Regions from separate parts of the Homo sapiens genome. Here all the other regions are linked to region 2. A link is a contact called in ENCODE Hi-C or POLR2A ChIA-PET data. All regions are on one chromosome and are shown on one strand. The core of a region is the stretch at or near the end of the contact, and the rest is flanking DNA. Distances in the headings are between cores, read along the strand shown.

Evidence for each region. A loop is a pair of places that touch in the nucleus more often than their neighbours do. ChIA-PET counts read pairs that join two places held with the same protein, here RNA polymerase II (POLR2A). Pooled maps may share reads with other maps.
Region 1: a loop to region 2 is called in a pooled map, with 4 times the contacts of the local background. The contact joins the enhancer-like site here to the promoter of ARRDC1-AS1 in region 2. A Hi-C loop is called at or near these places in 1 of 37 single-sample maps with no recorded cell type and 6 of 50 pooled maps. POLR2A ChIA-PET finds 5 or more read pairs at or near these places in 8 of 52 experiments (Caco-2, GM10248, HEK293 and 5 more).
Region 3: a loop to region 2 is called in a pooled map, with 5 times the contacts of the local background. The contact joins the promoter of NRARP here to the promoter of ARRDC1-AS1 in region 2. A Hi-C loop is called at or near these places in 1 of 37 single-sample maps with no recorded cell type and 10 of 50 pooled maps. POLR2A ChIA-PET finds 5 or more read pairs at or near these places in 1 of 52 experiments (Caco-2).

Annotation. Positions count from the first base shown.
Region 1 is chr9:137,128,317-137,131,016 of GRCh38, forward strand. No RefSeq gene overlaps it. Among named protein-coding and RNA genes, the nearest start is that of GRIN1, 9.5 kb to the right of the region's middle. RefSeq lists an enhancer at 1-104 and silencers at 1,095-1,174, 1,535-2,044. Within about 2 kb of position 1,420, at least 35 of the 41 ENCODE cell types and tissues checked have a DNase peak (open chromatin) inside an H3K27ac peak, as active enhancers do; they include OCI-LY7 and PC-9, where a contact is called at or near this core.
Region 2 is chr9:137,617,614-137,620,313 of GRCh38, forward strand. ARRDC1-AS1 (ARRDC1 antisense RNA 1) reads right to left here and starts at 1,282. Exons shown (of 3, transcript NR_122035.1): 1 at 918-1,282; 2 at 321-578. EHMT1 (euchromatic histone lysine methyltransferase 1) reads left to right here and starts at 1,392. Exons shown (of 27, transcript NM_024757.5): 1 at 1,392-1,436. The coding sequence starts at 1,416. RefSeq lists enhancers at 1,085-1,134, 1,800-2,518 and a silencer at 1,175-1,474.
Region 3 is chr9:137,300,855-137,303,554 of GRCh38, forward strand. NRARP (NOTCH regulated ankyrin repeat protein) reads right to left here and starts at 1,417. Exons shown (of 1, transcript NM_001004354.3): 1 at 1-1,417. The coding sequence starts at 1,074. The coding sequence ends at 730. RefSeq lists silencers at 275-324, 445-504, 575-654, 1,337-1,976 and an enhancer at 716-1,634.

The DNA.
Region 1 (2,700 bases), core at 170-2,669, 490 kb before region 2:
CCTCCGCTGAGCCCTCAGAACCAGCCACGGTTCTTCCCCAGGGCCCTGCTCTTTTCCACACAGGACGTACACATGTGCCACCTGCCTCTGCCTGTCTGTGGCTGGCTTCTCACCAGCCTCTCCTACAAATCTGTTTTATTCATCTCTGCAGTCAGAACTAAAACGGCAACTGGCCACGGTAGGCGTTCAAGGAGAATGAAACAAAGAATATGCCTGTTTCTTCCCAGCCAAGAATAGGTTGTGCTCCCAGAGACAGACACAAAAGGGACTCAGAAAGGCATGCTCTGAGTTGAGAGTCTCAACTGAATCTCAGTGACTCTCCGACTGAGAGTCTATAACGCCCTTAAGCCAAAGACCACTGCAAACACGCCTGTAGTTAAACAAGTTGGGTCTTTTACTCTACGTACAAACACACCAGGTTGAGACGTTGAGGTGTCTCAGCAACAGGGTGTTCGGAGGAAACTATTACAGGATTTCACCTGTAGTTGGGTGATTTGGGGGATGATCTAAGGAAGGAGGATTTGGTTCTAGATTAGACGCACGCTGGAGCCCAGGAGGTCGAGGCCGCAGTGGGCCATGATCGCCACTGCGCTCCAGCCTGGGCGACTAAGCGAGACCTTGCCACAAAAACATAAAAAAAGATTAGACGCTGTGGGAAGGAAGAGGGTAATTCTCAGCTTATGATCGCTGCATGTGACAGGGTGAGCTGTGCGTTCCCTGCTTAGAATCAAGAAGAGGTCTTAGTTCATCTCACTTTGTCGTGGTGTCTGCGTGGCGCTTCATGCCTCACAGAACATGGGCTGGCTACGAGGGTCAAACCAGGCCACAGCAACGCGTCAGGGGCCGCTTGCTTTCTTAGGAGCAACAGGTCCAGAGGCTTCCGCTCCAAGAGGGACTGGGGCCTGGGCCAGGACCTTGCCGAAAAGCAAACGAAGCCCAGACAACCTGCTGGGGCTCCAACCCTTCCTCCCACCACCACCGCCCCGCAGAATTTGGGTCGCTGAGACCGCTGCAGGCGTGCCGACCACGGCTGCCCCGGCCCGGAAAGCAGATTTGCCCCTTTTTGCGGGGTAAGGGTGGAGAGGGCGGCGTCGGGGGGAGTCGAGTCTGCCCGCCCAGGCCCCGCTCGGAGCCGCAGGCTGGGAGGGCGGCGGGCGCAGCGACCCCGGGCCTCGGTCCGCCCGGCGCGGTCCTCACCCTGCAGCACAAGAGCCGCCGGCAGTTCTTGCTGTTGCCGTAGCTCTCGCCAAAGCTCTGCGTCACCGAAATGAAGTCCTGATGAAGCAGCGGCGGCGGATGCGTGGAAGGGGGCCTCGAGGAACCACCGGCGGCATCAGGAGACCCGGTCCTGTAAAAGACTGAGAGCTCCGCCTCTCCGATACTCGCGGGCAGCCATTGCGGCGCACAGAACCGTCCGCGTGTGAGCAGCGCGCACGCGCACGCAATGCGCCTCAACCCCGCAGCCTATGCGCCTGCACTGAGAGCTCACGGCTTGCGGCGCCTGCGTCTACCCCGCGCGCAGTCGCCACGGCAACAGGGCGGGCCTTGGTTCTGCTTCGGGCGTGGTCGGTGCATGGTCCTCCAGCACTGTTCGCCCCGCGGGTCTGGTCCTGGGTTCCTTTCGCCTCCTGTCGTCGGACGGCACCGGCTTTGCCCACGGCCTCGCGGGGAGACGCAGACACCCGGGACCCGGGGAGGCGCCCGGGCGCCGCCGCCATGTTGTCAGGGAGCGCCCGCTCCCAGCTCTTCGGTTCCGGGACCCGCGGCGCGGGGATGGGGCTGGGCCGCCCTTGGTAGCCGTCCTGGGCTGGGGGCCACCCTGGCCGCGTGGTCACCGGCAAGAAGCCCAGGGCCTCACCCGGGCGCGGCGTCGCGGGGGCCGAGGGAAGGACCGGACCCTCCCGAGGTCGCGGACCCGGCCGGCTGGGGCGAGGCTGGGGTGGCCCCTACCCCGAGCTAAGCTGGCCGCGCCGCATCTCACCGTCGCCGGGGCCCGAGCGCTGCGCCTGGACCGGCGCCGAGCGAGGGGGCCAAGCGGCCGGCTGGACCCACAGTCCCCGCGCCATAGGCGGGTCGGGGCTTTCAGACTCGGCTCCAGCCCTCAAACCTGGTAGCCTTGGAGGTCAGCTTGAGATGACTGCGCTTCCTGCGCGCGTTGTCCTCCCCAGAAACGCTCAAAATGGCAAAGCGGCGTCCGTGGCCGCCGGAGGCCTGTGTTCTCCCCTGCCGAACCTCACGCGCGGCCCCTCCCTCATTTTCTTCTGGCCAGGCTGCCCCCTGCCCCTTGGGCGATTCTGCTGCGTCCCACGGTCCTGGCTGTGGCATTTCTGGGTGTTTGGAGGGCTCCCCCGGCAACGACGTCTAATGTCTATAATCCCGGCCCTTTGGGAGGTCGAGGGGGGGCGGGGGATCACTTGAGGTCAGGGGTTCAAGACCAGCCTGGCCAATATAGTGAAACTCCGTCTCTACTAAAAATACAAAAAATAGCTGGGTGTGGTGGCGGTTGCCTGTAGTCCCAGCTACTCGGGAGGCTGAGGCAGGAGAATCGCTTGAACCCGGGAGGCAGAGGTTGCAGTGAGCCGAGATCGCCTCGTTGCACTCCAGCCTGGGCAACAGAGCGAGCCTCCGTCTCATAAGATTAAAAATAAATAAGAAATCACAAAAAATTAGTACGTATTTTGAGCTGAATAAAAATGGAAA
Region 2 (2,700 bases), core at 32-2,531:
AAGAGGTGATATTTCAACTCAAGGATGGTAAAGAGGGAAGCCACAAAGACACTCGAAATAAAGGTTTCAGGGAAGGGACAGACAGCAGGGGTGGCGGAGAGGTGGGTGCGGGGCAGGAGGGCCATGAAGGCGCTCGTGTCTCCTGCGAGGGCTCAGGGTGCTCGGCCTGTCATAAATGGACTTAGGCTTTGACAGAGCAGTTTAGCTGCCCTAAAGAAACCTGGGAAGGTTCCCTTGGCACTTGGGATTGTCCGTTTCCTTTTCTGTCTATGTGCGCTGTCTATGCTGGACTTGAGATAATTCTCCGGAGTCCGACTCACCAGGAGACTCGGGTGTCACCCAGATTGACCTTCAAGGCTCATTTCTTGTCAGTCCAGTACCCGTCCCCTCGGTTCACACGACCATCCAGAAACCTCAAATTCAGTCCATGCTTCTTGTTTTGGGTCTCGGGGCTGGGATAAGGCGGGCTGACCACCGCGGGGCATGTAGGTAGTTTCCGTGGTGCTGGGGGCGCTCTCCAGGGAAGGCTACTTGGTCTGCAGAAAAGGCCTTGACTTGTGCATACCTGGGCAGCGGGCCTATGAGTGGCAGCGAGAGCGGGGTAACCAGAGAGGGCACACCCCCCAACCGGAGCGCCCCCCAGGTTGGCATCTCCACAACTGTAGAACCTCCCCCATCAGGGCAACCCTCCCGATTGGGACACCGCCCCCAGCCAGACACATCCTCCTAGCAGAACACCCATGCTTAGCCGGAGCCGCTCCCCCGCCAGACACCTCCCCACCGGGAAACCCTCCCCAGTGGGACACCCCAGCCAGTCCAGGTATTCCCGCCGTTAGGGACACCCCCTCCAGCCGGAGCATACCCTCGGCAGGGGCATTCCTCCCAACCGAGGGAACCCCGCCGCAACGGGAACCTGCCTGAACCAGAGCACCCTCCCGCGCCGGGGACACCCCACAGGCGGCTCCCGCGCCAGGCCGCGGCCCAGGGAGTCAGCCTTCCGCGCAAGCCGGCGAAATCAAAGTGCGTCCGGGGTTAGAGGTCAGAGGTCGGAGCCGCGGGTCTTTCTCCTTCTTCGGCCAGCCCACCAAAACGTCAATTTAGAATGAGACATGTGTTGAAAATGGGACGGCTACTCCCCATCCACTACTACGACTCTGGCGGGCGGGTTCTCCAGCTCCAGGTCTCCTACCCCGCGGGCGCGCGTTCCGGTTCCGGCCGCCGCAGGCCCGGCGCCTGGGGCGCCGCACGCCTGGTTCCAGTGCGCAGGCGCCGCACCGGTCGAGCTCCAACGCGCAGGCGCGGGCGCAGGCGCAGGCGCAGACGTAGGCGATCGGCCCCGCCCCGACTCTGGGCCGCGAGGCGCGGGCGGGGCGATGGCGCGCGGGAGGGGCGGGGCCACGCTGCGGGCCCGGGCCATGGCCGCCGCCGATGCCGAGGTGAGCAGCGGGGCCGGCGGGGGGCGGCGCGGGGGCGGCGGGCAGCGGCGGAGGCGGCGCGGGGGCGAAGAACCGGGCGGGGCGGCGGCAGGCGGCCGGCGGGCGGGCGGGGCCCCGGGTCCCCCCGCCGCCGCCGCCGCCGCTGCCGCCGCCTCAGGCCGAGGCCGGGCCGAGGCCGCCGGGCGTCCGGCCCGCGCTCCCGCCGGGCGCGCTTTGTGCGCGGCGCGGGCCGGGCGGCGGCTGGGGGAGCGGGCGGGGGCGCAGGTGAGGGAGGCGACCGCGTACCTGTGCCCGCGCCCCCCACGGACCCCGTGCCGCCGCCGCCGCCCGCAAGCCGGATCTGCGGGGAGGGCCTCGGCCAGGGTGCCGGGGAGGTGCGGAGGACAAAAGGAAAAGTAGCGGGGCCGGCCAACTTTGGAGCGCCGGCCGAGGCGAGGCTGTCCCTCCTCTCGGAGCTCTTCCTTCGCTTCGTTGACCTTTCACTTTGTTCTGAGTAGGATGGCACCATCTTTAACGAAAAGTTGGCCAGTCCCGGCGTGTTTCTCCCCAGACAATGCTGCTCCAGCCCTGCTGGCTGTCAGAAGCAGGAAAGCACGCTCGGTGGGAAGCTTGCGGACTCAAGTTTATTTCCAAACCAGCAGCTTTAAAGGGCTCTCGATGTAAAAAGTTCACATTCTTTTGTTAATGGTCTCGGCCTTCCCCGTGCTCATTCTCAAGGATAGTTTGTTTCCTTGCTTAGGAAAGGAAGCAGCGTAGAGATTAAAGTCTTGCGAGTGGACCACTGGCGTCCCTCTGAAGGAAAAGCAAGCAGGAGGTGGTGTGTCCGTGGAGATGCAGAAATAGTGTGGTCCTAGGGCTGAGATAAGGGACCGGTTTGGAGAAAACTGTCAGCGTAGAAGTATTTCTTTGAAATTAACTGTCTAGTAACAGTTGAGACTTCTAAAGCTTAGAAAGTTAAGGTGTAGTAAGAAGCCGTACAGTATCCTGGTGCATAGACTTAACACTGTATTTTAACTCAGGTAATGTATGGCCTTTTTGTTTATTTTTTTCCTGCATTTTTGGGGGGTGTTGAAATAAGTAAACTGGGAAGGTGCAGGGGAATTCTTAAATTCAATGCAAGGAGTTTTTGCTGAGTATCTGCAGCATTCAAGGAATTAATATTAGTCACTGAGAACAAAAAGCGAAATTAGAAAATTTCAAGTCACTTCTAGGCTTGTAGGGGAGAAGACGTGTAGTGATGAATTCTATCATTTATGAAGTACCC
Region 3 (2,700 bases), core at 167-2,666, 320 kb before region 2:
AGGCTGGGCGGTATTTTCAGTGCAACCAAGAAATGGTAGACTCAAGTTTTTAGTTTTAAGACTAGAAAAAAATGCATCACTCCCCCCCATAACCACATTGACCACGCAGTGTTTTCCAAACAAAAAAACCAGGCGCACAAACTCCACCCACAAATGTACACACACAAGATAAATAGTTTAGAACACCAGCAACAGCGAACAGCCGAGCGTCTCCTCGGCCGCGCGCCAGCGGCGCGGACCTCGGACCTCGGGGCTGCTCCTCGGCTGCAGCCGGCATCGGCGCGTCCCGGGCCTGCGGGCGGGTCCTGAAGGCGGCGGCGGAGCGCTCCGAGTCCGCCTTCGGCTCCCGCCGCCCGCCTTTCACCTTCGGGAGAAAACATTTTGCGCAGAGGATCCGGTATCTCGGGATTCCGAACTTGCTGGTTGCGAGACTCAAATTTCAAAAGGGGCTGGAGCCCGCGCCCCGCCCCCACCCGCGAGGCGGCGGGCAGGCGAGCGGGTGGGGGCCGTGGGAAGCTGCTCCGGCCCGGCCGGGCCCGGCTAGGCCGCAGGGAGGCGCTCGGCCGGCGGGGCTGCCGGACCCTGGGGCCGGGACGCACGCGCCGTATTCGCCGTGGCCACGGGCCTTCTGGCGGGGCCTGCGAGCCGGGCGCGCACCGAGGTAGTTGGCGGGAAGGTACAGCAGAGACGACGCGGGCGCAGGGCCGGGGTCCGGGGTCCCGGCGGGCATCACCGGCCGCTGGCCGCGTACTTCGCCTTGGTGATGAGATAGAGCACGATGTCCTGGTGGCCACCGAACGCGGCGATGTGCAGCGCGCTCCAGCCGTCGCGGTTGGCCAGGCGGATGTCGGCGCCGAACTTGACCAGCAGCTTCACGAGCTCCAGGTTGCCGTCGATGACCGACTGGTGCAGCGCCGTCTGGCCCTCGGGCCCGAACGAGTTCACGTTGAACTCGCAGTTGGTCATGTTCTGCAGCAGCGACTGCAGCTCCTGCGTGTTGCCCTTGCGCACAGCCTCCTGGAAGATGCGCTGCGTCTGCGGCGCGGAGCAGGTGGACAGCTCGGCCTGGCTCATGCTGCCGCCGGGCGCGGGCCGCGGGCCGGGCCGGGGCTCAGCGCGGGCGGCGGCTGCGGCGCGGGCCCCCGGCTGTCTCGGGGCGCGCCTCGGCGCATGGAGGGCGCGGCGTCCCCGGGCCCCGCACGCCGCCTCTGGGCGCTCCGGGCGCTCGGGGCCGGGGGTCGCCGCCGCGGGGACCCCGCCGCATCCAGCCGCGCCCGGGTGGGCGACGGGGGCGCGCGCTCGGCTCGCGGGGGCCGGGCCCGGCCGGGGACGGCGGCGCCGCGCGGTCCCGGTCCCTACTCGGTTCGGCTGCGGCTCCCACGCGGTCCCAAGGCGCCTCCCCACGCGCCGCAGCACTAGCTCGCCCGCCGCGCCGGGGCGCCTTTTACCTTCTTTATATTTGCATAACAATGGCAGCCCGTGACGCGCGCGCCGGCGGCCCCGGGATTGGGCCGCGCCCACATGGGGGCGGGGCGTGGGCGGTGCCGTGCGCAGGGGTCCGGGGGCGGGTCCCGGCGGCGGCGCGCTTCGCGGCAGGGGGCGCTGGTCGCCGGCAGCGCCTGGGCGGGGGAGGCCAGGTGGCCGCCGGGGGGGTCCAGCTCCGTCGCCGCCGCCGTCCGCGCGCCCCCCGGGCGCTCCGCGTCTCTTTGCGGTCGTCCCGCCCCTTCTCCCTCCGGCCACCCGGGGAATTCCAAGCTCCCTCAGCAGCCAGACCCAGGCCTTGCCCGGTACCCGAGCGCGACCGCCAGGTGGCCCCGAGGGCGGCCTCTCCCGGGCAGGGGGTTCGCGGGCATCTCAGGCCCGTGGCGAAGGAGAGACCCCTCTGAGCGGAGAGGCGCGCGGCGACCCCGGCCAGCCCGCGCCTCCGGGCTCACCGTCCACGCGGGTGGCAACTCCAGGCCCTGACGTGGGGCCTTCAGCCACGCGGGTCCTTCCCGCGCGCGGGCAGCCTCATGGCCGCCGGCTCAGCCTATGTGTGCCCCAACCGTACTGATGCGAGGGGCCTCCGGCCGGCCACCGCGGCTTCTATCGCCTGGCGGTGAAGGGGGTTCCGCTGTCCTCTCGGGAGGAAGCCCCGGGCCGGGGCGCAGCGGGAGGGTCGGGACCGCGGCCTGCCTCCCTCTGCTGCCCACGCACCAGCATGCGGGACACATAGGTCCTGCCCAGGTGAGCAGGGCTAGGTGTGGCGCCAGGGCCAGAAGGGAATTCTGAAACGCCTGGCTTCCAAACTGTAAAACCCATTTTTATTGACCACTCTAACAATTGACCGGGAGGCACTAGCAGGGGAAGCACAGCGCATTTCCTCATTAGAGTTTTACAGTTTACAACTCGCTGTGGTCGTTGGAAATTAAGGAGGAGTGATTCTCAGGCGCGGAGCAGGAGGCCAGGCAGGCTGGGGCTTGAATTCCTTCTGAAGCCAAGCCGGGAATTCCGCGCAGGCAGCTCTGAGCTCGGGCTGGGGAGACCCCCATGCCAGGCCTTGTCTGAGGAGGCTTCCGCCCACCAGCTCCATGTCCCCACATCCGGCTCCCCACAGGGGTGTGTCCCCACCCCATGCTGTGCCCATACTGGCAGGAAAAACTGGGCAGGCTCCCTTCGGGACAGACCCTGGCTGACCGGAGCAGGGTCCTGAGGCCCTGG